Linked DNA regions of Homo sapiens: region 2 is linked to region 1. Evidence: read pairs that join two places in POLR2A ChIA-PET (ENCODE). Cell type or tissue: OCI-LY7. All regions are shown on one strand. Links, peaks and the distances in the headings refer to the core of each region. The heading gives the core; the rest is flanking DNA.

Region 1 (5,387 bases), core at 79-5,078:
AGGGCTAGCTCCATGCCTGCACATGGTAGGTGTTCAGTAAACATCTGCGGGATGAATAAATTGAAATATTAAATATTTGCTAAAGAAATGAATGGTAGGGCCAAAAATAATTCTTAAAAAAAATTGAGGTTAACTTAAAATATTTTAGGGTCTTAGGCACTGAAAACATATGTAGAGCTAAAGCTATTTTTAGCTAAAAACTACCAGAGTAATTGACTCTAGTGCTTTTCTGCCTAGGTAGGTGGATAAATGAATTATCACTCAGGGTTCTTTGAGGAACTTTCGAGAGTAAATGGTGATTTTTTCCAGGGTAACGGCAATGTGTTAGGTGCATGGGTAAATGAGAGTAGCAATTACTTTATTATTTTTAAAAATAAATGCGTAGTCACTGTTGTCTATTATTGTACAGGTGCTAAAAACAAATATGTCAAATTCTTTCTTTTTCTCTGAGCAAAAGACTAGACACATAAGGTTTAAAATTAAAAATAAATTCAACTAATAAAATCACCCGTTTTTGTTTTTGCATTTTTTTTTTAATTTAGAGGAAGAGTCCAGCAACATCTTCTCAGAGCTCCTCTCTCCTCTGTTCTGCCCTCTCAGGCAACCCCCACGCAAGCACTTGCTACTATTAGTAGGAAAGGTGTTCATTACCTGTTTAATGCCACCTCTGCTTCTGAGGTCGTTGGCTTCTCTTCATTTCCCTTGCCTCCCAGATCCTAAAATCCTAACCTGTCATAGCCTTGAAATTGATCTTCTCAAAACGGAGACCCATAACATTTCTACGTCCTATATGCAGATGGTTCCAATTTAATCTCTTGGAACCTCGCCCTTCAGTGAAGGTCCTCAGTTTTAAAATCTGCCTTTTAACAGGAGGAGCTATATATAATCCCTTTTGAAAAACAAACAAACAAAAAGCTGAATAGAATAAGTTTTAAACAAGGTTATGGCTTCCGCAACGTCTCAGAAATGTTTCTGCAAACTGCACTACAAGACTAAATTAATATTGGGCCAGTGGGGCAGGGGATATCTACTGAATCACCAACACCACTTTTTTGGCCCCTGTATTTTCCTTGGAGGCCTCTTATAAATGTTGCTTTTTAACTGTGGCACAGTCACAGTTATTAAGTAAAGCTGAGGCCTTGCCAACTTTCTCGTTTTGCTACCCAAATTACTGAATGTTTGGTTGATTATAGCCCTAAAACACCCACATACTAAGTAGCTTTTAAACATTTTCTCCTCTGGGTAATCACCTGGTATATCTGAACTGAAAGCCCACCACATATAAATTAAGTATTTACTCAACTAACTACTGCTAAAATCAATGGCCTTGAGGAATACATTAAAATTATATAACAGAGCTTGGCTTTTATGAATTAAAACTCCTAAAACTTAAATGTCATGTCCTCCACTTGACCTGAAAAACTGACTTTAATTTTATATGCAGTATTTAAGGAACAACCCCCAGAGATAAGCACATTGTTCATAAGTGTCCAGTGCATGAACTCATATATGAACTGTAACACAAGAAATGTAAGCTACACGAAAGAAAAAAATACATATATATTTTTTGAATTTTGAATTATGTATATACATAAATATATATGTCAATGTTTAGTAATAAGAGAGTATAAATGATAAGCCTCCATCATCTGAGCTGAACATATGCAATGAAAAGAAAGGTACATATCCCAATAAAGCATACATGACAAAGAAAAATTATTGTTTTAAGCTTTTATTTCCAAGAGCAACCTAATCAAACATGATGCCAAAAGTAAAAGGGACCCATATGGCCTAGGGATATAAGGATGGAGAGATTTGAGGAAGAGAGCTTTAGACACAGTTCACGCTCACTTTCTCACAAAATGTATTACCTCAAATCAAGAAGTATGGAAGAGAGTAGAAGTTAATTTCCTGGCAAGATGGAATGATTGAATAAGAACAAAATAATTGTTTCCTCTATGATCTTAAAAACCTGATAACTAATAACACAGAAGCAGGCATCAGAAAACACATGAGTCAGGCATGGTGTCATTGCAGGTGCAAGACCACAGTTGAGGGATTATTTCTAGTTCAAAAAAAGAGCATGTTTTTTTCCTGGGTCTCAACAGTTGAACAAGTAGTTAATTCCCATGACTCTTTCTCAGCCATTCACCACTCCCAGCAAATACTCATAATTTCTCAAAAATTGAAATCCCAAAGCAGAGTGAGAGTTGAATTTTATTAGAATATGGAATACAATAGCATGAATAGTGACCAAGACCATTAGTAAGAAAGAAAAATCTCATGTTGATAACTTATAAGTGGCTATTGCTGGCTGAGATATCTTTGGCATGTACATTGGTGGCCCTGAACATATATACATTTTCTCAAATAGCTGAAGCAAGAGTGGAAAAGAAAAACACAGTTAAATGAACAAAAATGTCAGCCCCAACTTGGCAGGTCAGAAAACTACCTCATAAGTATATGAGGTTGCTCCAAGGGGATAGGTTCTTAATATGCGGGGGGGACAACTTATTTTTAAAATCTGTTAAGTTTTGGCTGGGCATGGTGGCTCATGCCTGTAATCCCAGCAGTTTAGGAGGCGGAGGTGGGCGGACCACGAGGTCAGGTGATCGAGACCATCCTGGCTAACAAGGGGAAACGCTGTCTCTACTAAAAAATACAAAAAATTAGCCAGGCATGGTGGCAGGCACCTGCAGTCCCAGCTACTTGGGAGGCTGAGGCAGGAGAATGGCGTGAACCCAGGAGACGGAGCTTGCAGTGAGCCAAGATTGCGCCACTGCACTCCAGCCTGGGTGACAGAGCAAGACTCCATCAAAAAAAAAAAAAAAAAAAAAAAAAAAAAAAAAAAAACGCACACATGGCCATATACAGAGTAGTATAATTGTATTTTAGGTTATTCAAAGACCTGCTTGAGTACCTTAATAAATCCCACTTGAGAATTCTCCAAGACCTGAGGATTCTCTAAAATACTTTGGAGCAGTTGAAAGCAGCTAGAACTGCAGAACAAGTTGGAAGGGAATGAGAAATGGTCATCAGGGCTCAGGCAGGGCAAAGCTCTTAAGAGGAGCAATGCTTAGAATGAGTTGAAGGTACAGAGATCTTTTCAGCTTTGTGATTAGGGAAAATTACTTCACCCTTTTGAGCACTTCACCTCTGTCTTCTCATCTGTAAAAATCTAAAAATGTATAGCCATTTACAAAGAGTTGTTGTGAAGATGAAATGAGAGAATATGTTTAAAATGCCTGCCACAGAGTAGGTGCTCAATGAATGAAAATTGCTTCCTAGTAGTGTATTACCTTAGAAACCATGAAAACTCTAAAAGAATAATCATTTTGCATTGCGAGAGTTAAAAACTGGAAACAATCTGCATGTTCATGACCAGGCAATGGTTAAATAAATTATGATACATGCATACAAAGAAATAGTATGTGGCAGTTTAAAAAGTTAAAGCTGTATTTACTGATGTTGATGGATTAGTGCAGATGTTCAAGATACACTATTAAGTGAAAAAAGCAAATTGAAAATAATGTAGCTAGGCCAGGCGCGGTGGCTCATGCCTGTAATCTCAGCACTTTGGGAGGCTGAGGCAGGCAGATCACCTGATGTCAAGAGTTAGAGACCAGCCTGGCCATGAAACCCCATCTCTACTAAAGAAAAATACAAAAATTAGCTGGGCATGGTGGCATGCACCTATAATCCCAGATACTCAGGAGGCTGAGGCAGAAAAATCACTTGAACCTGGGAGGCAGAGATTGCAGTGAGCTGAGATAGATTGTGCCACTACACTCCAGCCTGGGGGAAAGAATGAGACTTCATCTCAAAAAAAGAATGTACATAATATTCTATCCTTTGAATTACTCATAATTGATATGAGAATTTCCCACTTGTGGAAATTTAGTTTGGTTTCTGCTTTCCCTCCGGTTTAATTAACAACTCTCTACAAACAAGCTTCTGATTTTACCCCCACTTAGGACAGATTTCTAAAATGGAACCTGCTTAGTCAAAATATATGTATTTTGTAAAGCTTTAGATAGATATTGTCAAATTGCTTTGCAGTTAGACCATGTCAATTTACAATTATATCTGAGCTGTTTAAAATTTCCCATTTCCCATGCCCTATTTATTTTGCATACTTTTTTAACTGTTAATTTCACAGTCCAGATCTGTTTGGAGTCATTTTATTTGCTCCAGTCATTTTTTATTACTATTGGAAATGAAAATTTATTTTATATGCATGCTACTATATAATATTCTTATTTATATATTTATTTTAGAGACAGTGTCTTGCTCTGTGTGGAGTCCAGTGGCACAATCATAAACTCACTGTAGCCTAGAAGTCCTGGGCTCATATGATCCCACTTCCACCCCGGCACATTTCCCCTCTCTAGCCTCTGGCGTAGCTGGGACCACAAGCACTAATCACCATGCCTAAGATTTTCTTTTTTTTTTTTTATAGTGACAGTATGTTGCCTGGGCTGGTCTCCAACTCCTGGCCTCAAGCGATCCTCCTGCCTTGGCCACCCAAATTAATGGGATTATAGGCTTGAGCCACCATGCCCAATCTCCTTTTCTCTACAATTGTTATTGCTGTCTACCTACTTTCCTGTAGGTTTTTAATGGGAATTTTAAAATAAATTTTTAAAGTATTCTATGTGTAGAGGGTAGAAAACTTTTGGCTATCATATTTTTAGTGATATACCAAAATTTATATTCTTTTAAAGTTTACAGTTGTTTTGTCATGCAAAATTTTTAAATTTTTCTATGATCCTAACTACTGATTTCTCTTTCTGATAGCTTTCATTGCTTCTATATTTAAAAAGATTCCTATACTAGAATCAGGAAAATAGTTACATATATTTTCTTCTAAATTTGTTTATCGTTCTTTTCATACATTTAAATCTGTAATTCTTCTGGGATTTGGTAGAATAAGGTTAGAATCTTCTTGTTTTGTTTCATCAGTTATTATTTTTCAGTAACTTTTTACTGTTGGACTTATTTCAGTATCTTGTTTTACCCATATTTTATACTTGGCTTGGAGTCCCATCTCTCCTGGGACCCAGTAATGGGTTTCAGGCAGTAATCTTTTCACAGCTCCTTACAGTGCCATGAATTTGAAGGAAGAGCTTTCTAAGTGCTGAATTTTCTCAGCCAGTTACATCGTTTGCTGTTGCTGTTGTGTATGTGTAACGGTTTTTAGCACTCTTTTTATACATTATTAAGAAACAATTTTTAAAAGAAGATAGAATCATCATTCTCACACAGATATAGAGTGAATATATGGCAAAGATTTTTAACTCATTAATTAATGAGGGACCAGTAAGGTATTACAACTGATTCCAGAGAATTCAAAGAGCAGAGACATAAAAAAGGAATAAACAGATTTT
Region 2 (5,387 bases), core at 65-5,064, 55 kb before region 1:
GTTTATCTTTGAAAAATGAATAGGAATTCACCCAAGAGAAAAGTGAAGGGCACGGCATTACAAATATCAGCAGAAAAATGAAAAAGGCATGGCAAATTTTAGGAACAGTGAGAAGCTGCTACCTATTCAGTAATCTTAACCTTCTGGATATATTCTAGAACCAAGCTGAAATGGAATATAAGACACATAGAAAAACAGCAAGGTGTACTACTGGAAGTTCTTTATAGGGTATTCCAGAGCAGTTTTCATCATTGTACAAGAGATTAAACATTTCTAAAACTTTATGTTATGAAATTCAGTAATTATATATTAGGCATCTACTCTGAGCTAAGCTGTGCCTGGCATTGGGAATTCAGCAATTGACAGGAATGGTTAGCTTCTCTTGGAATGCTTATATTCTGATAGATAAAATAAACACACAAACTATTAGATGTACTGGTCTGGATCCTTTAATTGCAGACAACAGAGTCTGTTGAAGCTGGTTTAAGCATGGAGGAATTTAATAAGCATATAAGTAGTTCACAACATCACTGGGAGGACTGAAGAAACAGATTCTAGGTTTAGCTTTCATAATAACTCTTAAAGCCATGCTGAAGAACTGAGGTGGCAAAAAAGCTGCAGCCTCTACCACAATCAGAAAACTGCATAACCACGAAGCTCCTACCACTGTGGACAGCTCCAGAAACATGTTTCTGCAAGTCAGGAACCACAATATCAAGAATCTTCTGCCACACCTGACATCTCTAGAGCTATGCCTTTTCTGTATAATCTATTTGAGCACAGTTGTTTCCTTATGCCCTGTGTCTTTCCCCACATAACTTAGTTTCACATTGATTTCCCCTGTGAGAGCTTCTGATTAGAGAAAACTAAATTGAAACAGGGTATTTCCCTGACCTCTTCACGGGCCTCACAACAGGGGTGCCTCAGTTACTCAGCCTGCGGCACTCAACCCCTTGCAGGAGGGAGCATGCAGGTGAGTCGGTGCAGGAGCCAGGGCAAGTGCTTTTGGGCACTGGCAGGAGCAAACTCCATGTGGGGCCTCATGACAGTGTCCAGTGGGGTGCCCAGAACCCCTGAAGCTCCAGAGGAAGTGTTACAGTAAGGGCTCTTTTAGCTCTGCCATCTGTGGATGGTTTAAGTGTTAACAGCTCAGTGGGCCCTCTTATATCCACACTCATTGCTCGAGCTCTTGACCAGTGACCAAGAAAAATGAGGTCACATGAACAAATTAGAGGTGGTAAATGTGGGGGATTTTATTACCAATGAAAGTTGGTTTCAGCAGGATGGGGAGTTGAAAAGGGGATGGGGCAGGATGGCAATCCTCCCCCAAAGTCTGGCTATCCCCAGCCAGACTCCTCTCCAAAGCTACACCTTTAAGCTGTTTCTCTGAACTCAAGCTGCTTCTCTCTAACATCCAAACTTAGTCTCTAATATCCAGCTGCTTCTCCTTCCTCTGCCAGCTGAACCTGGGGTTTTTATGGGCACTGGATGTGGGGGGTGGGATGGGCTATGGGTGGTTTTGGAAAAGGCAACATTTAAGTAGGAAAACAGGGATGCAAGTTCTCATTTTGGGCCATGATATCAGGCTTTTCGGCTTGAGGGTGGGTCCCTAGCTGGGGACCCACCCTCTTCTTCCCAGAATTTTCCTGTCTCCTGTTGCTATCAAAATTACATGGGAAAACCCAGCTGTAAGATAATCTGAGAAAATTAGATTTTAATCCTTCTACCTCTGTAATCCAGGAAGGCATACCATAAAGGAATTTGAGTGGGTATGGAGCAAAACAATCCATGGACTATGATGATAGTGATGAGTAAATTAAATGACTTAAACAATTTTTTAGGTAATTTCCAGGAAATAAAAGGAAGCCAATACTGAGAGTAAGCAGGCAGGAGCTACTTTAGACAAAATAATCAAGAACAGCTTCTCTAAAGAGGTAAAATTTAGGCTGATTCCCAAAATATAAGGGCTTGCTAACTTCCAATGCAAAGAATAAGGAAAAGATTATTTTAGGTAAAGATCTCTATCATACAGCTAAACAGCAAGATGTCTGGAGCCAAACTGGATTTAACAGTCTCTGCCCCTTGCTTGATGATCTTGGGCAAGTTACTCAAACTCTCTCACACTTGTGTATAACATGAGCTTTATAATAACACCTATATGGAAGGCTACTGTGAAGATTTTATGAGATAATATATGTAGAACACTTAGAACAGTCACTGGCACATAGCATATGCAAGTAAAAATTCTTCTATTATCATGAACATTTCCGACTCTTAAATTTGAGTTATCTATGAGATGTAGCTAGATATGAGAGGTCTGTAGATACAAGCCTGAAAGTATTCAACATAAAGTTAGTGCTTAAATCCTTGGGAAAGAATGCAACCAACTAGAGTAGAGAAGAGATGAGATGTAATGTGAAAACAGCCAATTTTATATGTTGGGAAGAGGAAAAGAACCCAGAAAATGAATCTGAGAAGGAAGGTACAGCAGCATAAAAGGAAACGTAGAGCACAATCTTATCATGGGACTCAAGAGAAAAAAAGTCTTTCAATAACAAAGAAGTGGCCACCTGTTGACTAAAATGAGCATGAAAGGCAAGGACAGACCAAGTGAACTTGAGAGAGGTGCTTTTAAACTAGGCATGTCAGAGATTTCAGTCCTCCTAGGGAATAAAAGAGAATGTAGAAGTCTGACAAGAGCAGCCACAGATTGTACAGAAATACACGGTGGTAAAAAATGCAAACTCTGGCATCAGTCAGCTTGGGTTCAAATCCTGGCTCTGCTTCAGCTACATTGGGCAAGTTACCTGGCTTACTCTCTCTGCCTCATTTGTCCCACCAGTAAAATGGAGTTAATAATACCTGCCTCAAAGGGTTGTTGTGAGAACAGAATGAGCTCATAAATGCAAATTCATTGGAAATGTTTAAGAAGAGATGAACATTAAGAAATGCCCATTGTGTCTGGAAATAGGTAAAACATTGGTGACTTTATAAGAACAGTTTCAGTCAAGAGGTGGTGGTAACGGGTCAGAGAAAAACCCTATTGTAGTAGGTTGAAAGGTGACTTGGAGGTGGAGGAAAAATAGCATGAGTAGATAACTAAAAGTTTGACAAGAAAATAAATGACATAAAAGTGGAAGAAAGTGTGTGTGTGTGTGTGTGTGTGTGTGTGTGTGTGTGTCTGAGAGAGTAGAAGGGAACAGTAGTCTATAACGGAAATGTGATATGAGAACTAAGAAAGAGGTTTATAGGATAGGATGCATAGGAGCACAAGGAAAGTGAAAGGCATTTACATAATTCTATCCAATAGCATTCTAAATCAACTCTTTTATGTTTCTCTCTTATTATTTTATGTTTTGTAACTATACAAAGAATACAACAGAAATAATATTAACATAGCAATATTCTTGTCTGATTGTATATCTCATGTTTAAAGAACGTGGGGAAAATATCAGACATGCCAGCATGTGTTAAAGCAAATAATTTGTCAAGACTAAGATCTAATTTATCAGTTTAGTTTCTCAGTAACTGGATTAATACGTATCATCTAAATAAATCTGTTGCTAGGATGACTGTATTTTAATCTGTTGTAGGTAAAATATGTTCAATAAGAAAATTAAGAAGGGGTTGCTTCTTTCAAATAAAAGAGTGGAAAAGCCCTAGAAGAAAAGGCTAAAAGTAATAAGAAGCAAAGTTTGATAATTCAAATTTATATGGCAGTATTCTCTGGAAGAAAATACAATTTAGTAGGATTCAATAAATAGTTATTTTAAATAATAATAATAATAATAAACAGGGCTGGGATTTGAAATCAATCAAAATTTTTTTCTAATTAGACAAGTTTGTTGACCTCTATGTCCTTTTGTTTCTGCATTTTATAAAAATTAATAATAATATATACCTTAGTTTGTTATTCTGAGGATCAATATGGTATTGCATAAAAACCAACCCACAGTAGATGCTTAGTATTTTAAAGCACTGCTAATCATTTTACTAAGTAACTACCATTTAGTCATGAAGTCAATTAAAAAGGGTTTGCAATAAAAAAGCTAGGAAGATGAGTAAAAAAGGAATTTTTACAGCATAACTCATCACCATAGTAAACAATGGTATACAGAGAGCAATGAGAGCAATGTTGCCTGTTGAGGCTGGACTCTCCCTAAGTGCATGAAGCAAGGTGCACAGGCGTTATGGAGGGCAAAAAAAATATACCTATCACAATCTGAAATGTAATTTTAGTTACAGAATCTATTCCTGTAGCATATGACTAGAACACGCATGTGCACATACACCTATTACATATTAAGCTATTTTAATTTTCAAAATCCATTACTGTATCAACAGGATTGTTTTTCTAGCAGCTCCCAGGATCTGCTAGAGACATCTTCTTTGGGCAGATCATCCAAGAAGCAGTGTAGTTATGCAATGGGTGTTTTTTGAAACATTCTGGCTCCTTCTGTGGGTAAAACTGAGCATAAGTTATTTTCTCTCATGTCATCCAAAGTAGCAAACATTATTTTAAAAATATATTTGCTGTTACTTTGCCACTTTTAAGATGCTTCGTGACCCTTAGGAATTGCCACAGGTGTATAAGAGCCTGTTTTATTTACTTGTAGTTTTAAAACCAGCCACAATTGGGTCTCCATGCCAATGTTTCTTCTTATTCCACTGTCTAGAATAACAGACTTCAAGACTACATATTTAATCATTATTGATGCTTTATCCTTTGGCCCCAATCACTGCCAGCAATTGGTTCAATCACTTCATTTCTTTCATATATGGTTACCTACTTTAGTTTTGAATATGACTAGAGACTTATTAAGCCTAAAATTTCCAAACAGAACTCTAAATTAAATCTCTTAAAGTTTTAGAACAGTTTTCATTTTTCCTTCTCAAGGATTACCAGCTGAGTTTTTCCCCGTCCTCCTAACTCAGCCAACTAACACTTGACTTAGGCTAAAGTTTGTTTCTCTCTCTGTCCTCTGATCTTGCCATTTCTAAAATTATATACTTTTGTGTGTATATATTTATATGGCATTGTGAAAAACAGTTCAGCCTTCAAGAGTGGCACTTTCAAATAACAAAACTGTGATATTTTCCAGCTGGGTCAGGTGCCTTCCTCTTTCTCACTGAAGGATGTTCTGAAGTTACATTTCTTCTATGAGAAAAATCTGAACATTTTTCCTATTAATTAATAGGTAGAATGTATAATTAAGAGCCCTTTCCTTCTCTGGGTCCAGGATGAAAATAAAGTCTATCCTGAACATCTATATGTTAACAGCAAATCTGTGGCACAGAATGGCTCCTGTTTCTTTATATCATTATTTTATCCATATATATATGGATTATTATTTTATCCATATATATGGATATATATGGATAAAATA

The links. Peaks named below come from ENCODE experiments on the same cell type or tissue, not always from the same donor. Only the 100,000 strongest peaks of a DNase experiment are listed, where the experiment ranks them.
Region 2: POLR2A ChIA-PET joins it to region 1 with 13 read pairs; 3 of 35 experiments call an interaction of 5 or more read pairs at or near these places.

What each region holds. Positions count from the first base shown.
Region 1 is chr4:80,952,182-80,957,568 of GRCh38, forward strand. The region is part of intron 5 of CFAP299 (cilia and flagella associated protein 299); the gene reads left to right. Among named protein-coding and RNA genes, the nearest start is that of BMP3, 76 kb to the right of the region's middle. In OCI-LY7, for the core only: no CTCF peak of the experiment used is centred there; a DNase peak (open chromatin) is centred at 2,050.
Region 2 is chr4:80,896,981-80,902,367 of GRCh38, forward strand. The region is part of intron 4 of CFAP299 (cilia and flagella associated protein 299); the gene reads left to right. Among named protein-coding and RNA genes, the nearest start is that of BMP3, 130 kb to the right of the region's middle. RefSeq lists an enhancer at 676-815. In OCI-LY7, for the core only: no CTCF peak of the experiment used is centred there; no DNase peak of the experiment used is centred there; H3K27ac peaks cover 676 bases.